Linked DNA regions of Homo sapiens: all the other regions are linked to region 2. The links are chromatin contacts, found by Hi-C or POLR2A ChIA-PET in ENCODE. All regions are on one chromosome and are shown on one strand. The core of a region is the stretch at or near the end of the contact, and the rest is flanking DNA. Distances in the headings are between cores, read along the strand shown. Region 1 holds the start of WDHD1 (WD repeat and HMG-box DNA binding protein 1). Region 2 holds the start of GNPNAT1 (glucosamine-phosphate N-acetyltransferase 1). Region 3 holds the start of SOS2 (SOS Ras/Rho guanine nucleotide exchange factor 2).

Region 1 (3,456 bases), core at 484-2,983, 2.2 Mb after region 2:
CCATATGCTGAACGCTGGTTCCCCGGGTCCCCTTATTTCTTTCTCTATACTTAGTCTCTGTGTCTTTTTCTTTCCTAAGTCTCTCGTTCCACCTTACGAGAAACACCCACAAGTGTGGAGGGGCAACCCGCCCCTACACAAACTAATACAGGTATCTTCTAACAGTCTTTCTGCATCCATGAGTGCTCCTTTTCCAATTCATCCTCCATGCATTTTCTCAAAAACAAACCTGATCACATCTCTCTGCTTCAAGCCTTTAATACCTTCTCAGTGCTTTTAGGATAAAACGAGATTCCTTAATAAAGTCCAGAAGGTCTTGGATAGGACATCCATTGCCTAACTTCACAGATTCATCTCTCACTAAACTCTGCATCACTCTCCACATTTTAGTAAGGCTAGTTTTCCTTCAGTTCTTTGAGCATACCATGATCCCTGGCCCCATTGGGCCTTTACACACAGTATTGCCTCTGCTTACTATGCCAACATCACCACCCCACCGCCACCACCACTCATCTCTTTATACTGCTTAATGCCTGCTCCGTCTTCAGATGGCGTCTCAAGAAACACTTGTCCAAAGAAGCCTTCCCTGACTCCTTTAACTAGATGAGCTTCTCCTCATACATGTTTATCACTGCACATATTACTTGTTTCTAAATACACATTTATTTTTGTGATTAATTTGTGTTCAATGCCTGTCAATCCAAAAAGACCTTAAGCTCAAAGGAGGAAAAGACTGTGTCTGGTTCGCTCTATTCTATCTGTAGTCCCCAGCAAAAGAGACACACAAGTATTTTTTCAATGAATCAATCAACATAGAAGCGACAGTGGAAGCCGTGCAATCGAGCAGTAGTGCGTAAGAATGGGACTTGGAAAGATAAAAGGGACCAGAATAACCGTAGGAAAATATTATAGTTTAGGAATCAGAGGAAAAAATTGTTTTAAGCCGTCAAAAAGTTAAAAAAAAATAAGCAAAAAGGGAAATAGCATCACTAAAGGCATGGAAGGATATCATTCCAAACAGAACAGGCCACTGAATTTGACAAGTAGGCAGTAACTAGTGATCTGACAAAATTAATAATGTAAGATGCAGGGAAGGGGAAAATATATGGAGAGAAGCTCGCATCTTTCCAACTCCTCTGGAAGTACGATTATAACTTTGTCGATATACTACAACTACCATGACGGCCCGAATCAAACAATAATCTAAAGAAATATGTGTGCCATTTTAGATTTCAACATTATTCCTCTATCCGCATGAGTCATTTTTAGCTGACTGCACATATAAAGTTTAAGGATAAATGTTTTAACATTTGCACCTAAAACGTTGTTTCTCAAAGAACCTTACCTCCCAGAATCATCAAAACAGACCTCCGTGTGTCCCTCTGTATGCCCATATCTCATTGGCTTCCGTGTGGCAGGCATGTTTTCCTTTACCTATCTGAAAATGTTTTATAAAAGCCAGTCTTATTATTTCAAAAGAGAAAAGCAGCGAGGCTAGGGATAGGAAGAGAGCTTAGTCTCCTCTAGGGCCCGTTCTCCGCAGCCCGGTTTCCCCCACCCGAGTGACACCAGCGGGATAAGGCAGAGGGTCTGTCAGACAATAAGCCGGAAAGGGAACACGCATCTCCTTGGTGGACGCGGGCAGCCGGAGTGGGGACTCACCCGGGTGACCGAGCCTCCGCCACTGAGGATCCACAAGAGCTGCTTCCCGCGCTTCGGCTCGCTCACCACACTGCGCCTGCGCCGACCCGCCCACGCCCAGCGCAGGTCCCGACAGAGGTCGCCGGGTGGTGGCGTCAGCTGCGGCGCCCTCCGCGTGGAAATTAGCCGGTTGCCCGGGCAAATCAGGGAGGAAGGGAGGGAGCTGAACACGGAAGTGGTGGCGGCGCCCAGGGAACCGGCGGAGGCGATGACCGTGACGGCTGGGTTGGGACCGGAACGCCGAAGCGGGGTTGGGGGTGGCAGAAAAGCATCTGCTTTGTAAGACCTACACGAGGTGCAGGAGTGGTTGGGCCTCCCCTCTCCACTTAAGCAAGCGCCCAGACTGATGGCGATGGTGATGGCAGCAGTTACTCGCACAACCCCAGTTAAGCTGCGCTCCGGGAGGTGAGTGGGGGAAGGGTGGCCGCTGCCTGGCCTCGCAGGCCGGGGTCTTGTTCCTGCCCTCCAGGCTCTCCTCCCAGGAAACAATATCCGGATCCCTAAAAGGATCCGGTCTCTTTCTTGGGGCCCAGTTAGCAGACAGATCTTTGAGCATCTTCTCTGGAAAAGAAGGCGAGATCTTCTAGAGCCTCTAATCTTGGCATCCTTCGTGCCCTCACCTTGTCGCTTCTGTAGAGATAAAGAAGGAATGACTTAATTTCTGTTCCGGTTGGTTCTCTTGGTACCTGAAGGTATAATTAATTAATGCTCAATTAATGCTTATTCTTTGCGACTCTATATATCCGTTATGAAGAAAGTAACTTGTGTTCTCTATTCAGATCCCACCTAAAGTTTACTGAAGTGAATATTTATAACCAAAAGAAGAGTTATAACTTAGTAGCCTTGAGCACTTACATTTGATCCATGCAATATCTGCTAAAGTCTTGGCCACTAAGTTTAAGTTTATGCTTTTCTTGTATCTTCATTCTCCATATTGGTACAGCAGCCTGTGATGAAAACCTTCAGAATGATATTCTTTCATTTGTACTTATCTTTGAGAATTTTTCTGCGTTTTTGTGATACCTTCCAGTATCAATCACATTTATTTTATTACCTGAGACGTTTTTCTGTTGAAGAGGTTTCCCTATTGTTTTTTTCAATCTAGTTCCATTGTGAAAAGTTGCAAACACACAGGCAAACCGTCGTGTTCTTACCGTGGGTGGCATTGTGTGAGGCGTTGTTTTTAGTACTAGAGCTCCAGATAGCCTTGCTAGACGCTGAGGTTTGTATATGAATGAAGAGGAAGAATGATTGGCTTAAAAACAACTTGGGATTTGTGGAAAAATAACCCACTGTTGATCTCCCGAAAGAGCAGTGGTACCAGAGATGATGCTTTCTGAGTGACCTAATTTTTTTTTTTTGGAGATCATTTGTTTTTTGGATAGACTGGCTTATAAATTTTTTCGTTCAAGTAACAATATCATTGGCTAGAGTACATAGAGTTCAAGATGAACTCTCATAATATTCGTCTCTATGTTGAATAAAGCGTGGTGAGATTTCTGGTTAGTACTATTCAGAGCTCAGCATAAGAAGAATCTGCAAATTGGAACAAGTTATAGCTACAAAATGCCTTCACTATAATATCTGTAATACCCATGAGACTATGATTGATGTCCACACATCTGTCATTTTCTCTTATCAATCAAGCCATTTGATTCATAGGTTAAAGAACAATTTTCTTTGCAGATTTTGCATGTATGGTAAAAGCTTGAGCCTCCGAGTTTAACAGTCCTGGGTTTTAATTCTAACTGACAC
Region 2 (3,369 bases), core at 411-2,910:
GACTTACCTGTAGGTCACATTTCAGAAAATCCAGAAGGACAAAAAAAAAAAAAAAAAAAAAAATTCCCAAACTGCCACAATATCGCGGAAAGCATACACCAAATTCATTTTTACTAGTCATCACATCAGTTGAATATTTTTTCACTCAATTGAATATTTTTTAAACAAAACTTCAACTATTTGGCGTCTGAGCCTCTGTATCAGGTTGGAATACGAATGGGGAGAGAGGCTGCTGCTAGAAGCAACCAACGGAGAGCAACAAGTAATAGACACCGGAGATGAAGATTTTAAAAGTCGATCTACAAATTTTAAAAAATACAATCTAAGGCCAAATCTAAACCAGCCTATGTATTTCTCAAGAGCTCCTGGGGAACCTTCTAAGTACAGGTGAATGGGGGAGGGGCGGACTTCGGATTCCTTTATATTCATTTTATAACAATTTCGATAACAAGAATCCATTCTGAATCTATTCCGTTAAAGATTTTTAACACACCTGGCCATATTTATTAAATTGTGTAACTGCATGAATGTTCAAAAGTATTTTCTGATAGTTTGACCTTTACAATCTAGGCGTTATTCCCAGTCTACCGATGAGGAAGCTGGAGCACCTGGAACTCCCAAGACTTGCCCCTTAGGTAACACAGCAAGTAAGTGACTTGGGGCTAGAATCCTCGTTTTCGCATCTTGAGCTCGATTACCATCCTCAACAGACCCCAATCTTTACATCATCATACCATACAGCTAGCGCTCTCTCCCCTATTTAGCAAATCCTGCCTAAATTAATTTCTTAAGATCCATTCTAGGATTCGTTCATGAGGGATTATCCTAACAAAACGAATCCTATAATCGCCCGTTCAATTTTGTATGAAAATTTTAAATTAGTTTGGCTTACATAAACATCAGCTCCCGCAACAGAAATCACAGTACAGTACTCGGTATTTCTAGGGGTAGGAGCCTAGGAAAAAGAGACAAAGAATGTCCCTCTGTACCCTGGGGAAAGCGCCGACCTACTCGGTGCGGAGGTGGTCTTCGGAGCAGCTGCCTCAATGGCTCCGACCACCGTGGGATGCGCCCGGGAATGGGAGAAGAGAAGGGGCCTGGGACGTTCGTGCCCATTCAAAACCGATGGCTGCAGAGAGCGCGACCAACTGTCTCATTTCCCACGCCAAAGTCTGGGGAGCGAAGTTCCGACCCCAGTCCCAGTTCCAGCCCTGCCAGGCCAAGACCAGCGTATGGCCGGACCGCTGGCCATCATCCTTAACCTCTGCTCCAGGCGCGCGTGCGTTCAACTTCCTGGGAACCGCGCTCCACACCATGTGCACCCAGCTGGCGAGGATTAACGCCCAGCTCCTCCACACAACACCCCCGGGGGCCTGGCCGGGGCACCAGACACACCTGTTAGATAAACCTGAGGGCAGGCCCGCCCCAGCCCCCAGGACACACGGTCCTGCTCTCGCGCCCCGGCCCCGGTCCCTCCTCACCCGTAGAGGCCCTGCGGTCGGCGCTCCTAGCCAGGCGCGTCGGACTCTCCCCCACCAGTGTGCACAGCACCGGATCCGGATCCGGCTTCAGCGCCAGCCCCACCTCCTCCTCCACCGCCCGCGCCACAGTTGGGAACCGCGGCCCAGACGTGGCAGCGCCAACGCCTCCACCTCGCCTCTGCCCCCTCACGCAGGGCCGCGCGCAGGCGAGCGGAGGCGGAGGCCAAGGCGCCACCCGCCCAGGCCCGGAGAGCGAGGGGCGGGGCCCGGAGAGCGGGGGCGGGACCAGGAGGGCGAGGGGCGGGGCTCGGAGAGCGGGGGCGGGACCAGGAGGGCGAGGGGCGGGGCCTGAGGCTCGAGTCGCGGCGCCTGGGGCGGTGGCCGCCGGACCAAAGCTGGCCTCTCCCGGCTCCTCCTCCTCGCTCCCCAAGGCCTTTCCCACCGCGTCATTGTCTCGGTTTATCTGCAGATACGTCTACCTAGCAGTCAGCCCAGCAGCGTAAGTGGTGACCAGTGTGGGCCTCTTTGATCCTGAGACCGAAGGCTCGGCCACTGGCCCTCTCCATTTGTTCCTTGTTGCCCTCCCTTCATGATTCAATCCATTAATTAGGACTTTTCCTACCAGCTGGCAGTTCAGAGCTCCGCATCCCCAGGCCTCTGAGTCACAGTTCCTGCCTTCATGAAACTAGGAGTTGGGGCCACTGCATTCTACTCCTTCGGGACTATTGTTTCATTTCTCAGTCCCTCAAACCCTTTATTGGATGAACATGGGGTTAGGACAGCGGTTCTCCACTGCAACAGTTTTGCCTCCCAGGAGACATTTGGCAATGTATGAATCATTTTCAGCCTCTCATCTGGGGTGAGATGTCATTGGAATCTACAGATGGTGGAGGGCACAGGTGAGTAGAGGCCGGGAATACTGCTTCACGCCTTACAGTGCGCAGGACAGCGCCGCACAACAAAGAATTACCTGGCCTGAAATGTCTGGAGTGCTGAGGTTTAGAAACCTTTCGTTAGGAGAAGAAAAGTGACTTTTTTCAGAGCCCCATTTCTGAAGTGTCTTACCTAAGTAGCACTTTGTCCCTATTTTAACAGATGAGGAAACAGAGGTTCAGAGATGTTACATAATTTACAAAAGTCTCATAGCTAGTAGCTCCCCTTCCTTGCCTTGTACCATAATTTTCAATTTATTGAAATCGCAAAGTATTTTATTCTTAAGCAATAGTATTCAAAGAACCCCATAGATCATATACCAGAAATCATATTTTTTGCTCATTTGTGAGATTTAAATTTCAGTTAACTCCTTTACTGATTTATGCTTTCTCAGAACTTCAAACATCAGTGAGTTGATGGCATCCATATCTCTGTTTTTATCTCTGTTTTTACACCCATACATACAAAAGAATATATAGGGCATGAGCAGAATGTGGTGGTATGCATCCGTAGTCCCAGCTACTCCAGAGGCTGAGGCAGGAGGATCACTTGAGCCCACAAGGTTGAATCCAGCCTGGACAATAGAGCAAGACCCTGTCTCTAAAAAAAAAAAAAAAAAAAAAAAGAATATGTAAGGCATAAATAAAATAAACACTCATGGCTGGGCGTAGTGGCTCACACCTGTAATTCCAACATTTTGGGAGGCCTAAGCAAGTGGATCTCTTGAGCCCAGGAGTTTGAGACCAGTCTGTGCAACATGGTAAAAACCTGTCTCTACAAAAAAAAATACTGAAAATTAGGCAGGCATGGTGGCATGTGCCTGTAGTCCCATCTACTCAGGAGGCTGAGGTAGGAGGATAACCTGAGCCCGGGAGGCAGAGGCTGCTGTGAGCCATGATTGCAAGACTGCACTCCAGTCTGGGCCACAGAGCAAGACCCTGTCTCAAAACAAACA
Region 3 (3,284 bases), core at 206-2,705, 2.6 Mb before region 2:
TGCAACTCTCATCGCATGAGGAAAATGTCTTTAACTTTAAAATACACTACTTCCTTTCATTTATAGAAATTTAATGTCTGAGGATATATTTTCCAAGTATAGTCTTTTAAATTAATCTTTATTTTTTCCTTATTTTAGAATGTATTCTTGGTTATTTTGCACAAAAGGCAGAAGAGACTAAGTCTGCATTAACGGCAAAGAAAGAAAGCCCCTGCTCAACAGGCATGACAGCTGATCACGCACCTATTCACAGTCTTTAAATGTCTTGATCTTACAGAAGGATTTATTATAAAAATGATCGTATGGTTACTACCTAAATTCACAGAGGAAGACCGCCACCATCTACAGGAAAGATGCACCCTAGCAATGCACCCAAACATGAAAGACTGATTTGCAGGAGTTGCCCCTTTCTTGTTCCTTAAAATGATTTCAAGTCCTAAATCGCAATTTGGTCGTGAAGACACTGAAGACACTGACCAAATTTTCTAAGGGTAATCTCTTGTAAACAGGTAAGACACCGTTTGCAGGAAGTGGGAAGGCGCTTTAAATTTACCTTGAGAACTGTAAAATGAATAAGAATATTATGACTCACTGACATTTCACACATGTGAAACATCCATATTACAAAAAACCATTGCCTCATAAGTGGATACCCTTGACAAGCAAACCGCCTAGGGGGAACACTCCCAAAGAACTTAATTAAAAGTAATTACCCGGCCTGAAAATGTGCTTTTGTTTTAGAAACTGTCTAAATACCAGCGGGACTTTCTCTTGCCCGATTCCAGCCTGAGGACAACAAATTGGTCAACGGCGGAAGTTGCCTGACGAAATGACTGCAACATGAAATCCAGTTTTATGATCATAACAAAACCTTCCTTCCGGGACCAGGCAAAAAAAAAAAACTTGAGAAACGTCCTTCAGAATGCAACAGGCAATTGTGAGCCCCCCATTGCCAGCCAACGAGAAACGGCTCGGCCCCGGGGACTCGAGCCCTGTGGGAGGGACGACCTGCTCCCCGTTAGAAGCTCGGGGGGCCACGGGCCACCCGCCGGCCGCCCCGCCCCTAGCACTGACCTTCCGCAGGGCCGAGACCAACAGTCCCCGCCATTTCGGACTGTTCTCCTCGCTGAAGAACTCGTAAGGCTGCGGCGCCTGCTGCATGGCCCCGGCGACAGCGCCTCCGCATCGGGGGCAGCCCGCGGGCCGGGCCGGTGGCCTGACAGGCAGGGCGCGGGCCGCCTCGCCTCGCCGGCGGCCGCCGCCTCCCGCCCGGGCCGAGGCTACGGCCGAGGCGGCTCGGAGGCGGCGCCGGCGGGCTGGCGGAGACCCCGGGGTCGGCTTCCTCCGCCGAGGCGGCCCTCGCCTCCCGCAGCGCCCGCAGAGGAAGCGCGGCGACCCGCAAGCCCGGGCGACCCCGGGCGGCGACCTCCTTTCCCGGCGGCGCTGGCCCGCTTCTGGGGCGGCTCCTCCTCCTTTGTCTGGGTTCGCGGCCCGTCAGGGGTACAGCTGGCCCAGCCCCGCCCCGACTCCCGCTACGGCCGCGGCGGGCGGTGAGCAGCGGCGGCGGCGGCGGCGGCTGCTCGTCTCCTCATCGCCTCCTCCCCGCCCTCCCAGCCGACAGCGCCGCCCGGCCCTGCCCACTCGAGTCACCTCCACAGAGCTCTGGGGACCGACCCGGAGTGCGCGTCGGGCGAGCGAGCCTCGCTATGGCGCGCACAGCGCTGGCCGCCGTTGCTGCCCCTTTAGCAGCAGCGCAGAGTGCCTTGGGGTCGCCGCTGAGCCCTGAGTCCCAGCAGCCGAGGCTCGGCCCGCCCCCTCGGCCCGGCGCTCATTATCCCGAATAGCCCAAGAGGCCTAACACGGAGCATGCGCGCCGCGGAGCAGGCACAGGCGCCAGCCCGGCGCGGGGGTGCGGGGCCTGGGGCCCCGGGGGAGTCCGCTTTTCCCGAGACTGTGCTGGGGGCCGCTCCAGACTCTTCAGTTTGACTGCTTTTTACCCATATGCTCCCTCCTCTCGACCTGCTTAAGACAATCCGGACTCGGTGCCACTCTTGTAGCGCTGGAGCCCCAGGACTACCGTCGTGGGAGGCTGCATAGGGACGTGGAGAGAAAGGGGCATTCGGGCTGGACAGGATATTTAACGTATTTGTGCTCTACGTGGCTTGTTTTCATGAGTACCGTATGTTTACACAAAGTAGGTACTATATATAATATATCGTTAGGAGATACAGTAACTATTTCTTAGGGTGATGGTGTGGGGACCGAGAGATGAGGCGTGGAAAGCCCTTAGCCTGGTGGTAGGGTCAGAAGGGGCAGATGACAGTGACGTTGATCAAGCTTGAATTGAAAGGTCCTTCACTTGCACGGGCCCCTGTGCGTTCACAAAATCATATCGTTTTTACAAAACTTTCAAGATATTTTCGAATTGTTTTCTTAATCGTGTCATCCAAATTGTGTAGGCTTCAGGTCCTACAAAACCTGGATCGGCGTCTAGGAAACACTCATTAGCAACCCAGAAAAGATCCTGACAAGCTTTTCAATCCAAAGAGGCATAGGCTCTGGTAACTCATTACCACAAATTTCATCCCACTAAAGAGGCTGAGCACATTACTTTTAACAGGTTGTAAAGAAGATATTTTACTCCCTGTCCCTAGCCACCAGCAGTGAGAAAGGGAAAAGACGAACAGGGTACAAAAAATAAGTCAGTACTACAATTCAGTTCCGGCATCAGTAGCTGAGCAATTATTCTCCCCAAAACATGCACCACTTTTTCATTTGGGCAAAATCAGAATGGCAGAGTTGGAAAATAAGATTATTTTTCTAATCCACTAAAGTATCCACTAAATCAAGAACATCCTCTAATAAATGGCCATATCCATTCACATGTACTTGGGATAAAAGGTGGGATGGTAAAATGCTTGTATTTCTCCCATTAATGTTTCAGTCTGTGAGAGCGAAGACTTTGGCTTATATAGAGGGTCCTTACTTTTCTCTCCTGTTCCCAGACTCCAGCTATAAACTACTGTGATGTCAAACTACTAGACCATGTATGTTCTCTTTACTCATAGGAGAGTAAACTTGTTAGAAATCTCATTCTTGGCTAGGAATATCAGAAGGCTTTTCTGGGCCAAGTCAGGCCTGAAGACATATTTTGTTTAGCTAAGGCTGTATTTAAATTTAATTGTTAACATTTTAAAATCAAGAGGCTTCATATAAAAATGTATATTTTCAGCTTCTCTTGACAAAGATCTGGCAACACTGGGACCTACTGCATTCGTGCAAGA

Evidence for each region. Hi-C counts contacts between places; a loop is a spot of excess contacts on that map. ChIA-PET counts read pairs that join two places held with the same protein, here RNA polymerase II (POLR2A). Pooled maps may share reads with other maps.
Region 1: a map of naive thymus-derived CD4-positive, alpha-beta T cell shows a loop between it and region 2 (10-fold over the local background). The contact joins the promoter of WDHD1 here to the promoter of GNPNAT1 in region 2. A Hi-C loop is called at or near these places in 1 of 168 maps with a recorded cell type or tissue (naive thymus-derived CD4-positive, alpha-beta T cell) and 8 of 50 pooled maps. POLR2A ChIA-PET finds 5 or more read pairs at or near these places in 1 of 52 experiments (activated T-cell).
Region 3: a map of CD8-positive, alpha-beta T cell shows a loop between it and region 2 (12-fold over the local background). The contact joins the promoter of SOS2 here to the promoter of GNPNAT1 in region 2. A Hi-C loop is called at or near these places in 2 of 168 maps with a recorded cell type or tissue (both CD8-positive, alpha-beta T cell) and 8 of 50 pooled maps. POLR2A ChIA-PET finds 5 or more read pairs at or near these places in 1 of 52 experiments (HEK293).

Annotation. Positions count from the first base shown.
Region 1 is chr14:55,025,366-55,028,821 of GRCh38, forward strand. WDHD1 (WD repeat and HMG-box DNA binding protein 1) reads right to left here and starts at 1,734. Exons shown (of 26, transcript NM_007086.4): 1 at 1,663-1,734; 2 at 1,346-1,438. The coding sequence starts at 1,422. SOCS4 (suppressor of cytokine signaling 4) reads left to right here and starts at 1,871. Exons shown (of 3, transcript NM_199421.2): 1 at 1,871-2,106. RefSeq lists enhancers at 1,556-2,083, 2,084-2,610 and a silencer at 1,712-1,761.
Region 2 is chr14:52,789,947-52,793,315 of GRCh38, forward strand. It overlaps GNPNAT1 (glucosamine-phosphate N-acetyltransferase 1), which reads right to left and starts at 1,661. Exons shown (of 6, transcript NM_198066.4): 1 at 1,482-1,661. LOC105370500 (a long non-coding RNA gene) reads left to right here and starts at 1,842. Exons shown (of 3, transcript XR_943867.3): 1 at 1,842-2,380. RefSeq lists enhancers at 888-977, 1,058-1,147, 1,255-1,768, 1,769-2,283 and silencers at 1,458-1,537, 1,638-1,857.
Region 3 is chr14:50,230,123-50,233,406 of GRCh38, forward strand. It overlaps SOS2 (SOS Ras/Rho guanine nucleotide exchange factor 2), which reads right to left and starts at 1,456. Exons shown (of 23, transcript NM_006939.4): 1 at 1,075-1,456. The coding sequence starts at 1,161. RefSeq lists a silencer at 1,048-2,127 and an enhancer at 2,278-2,367.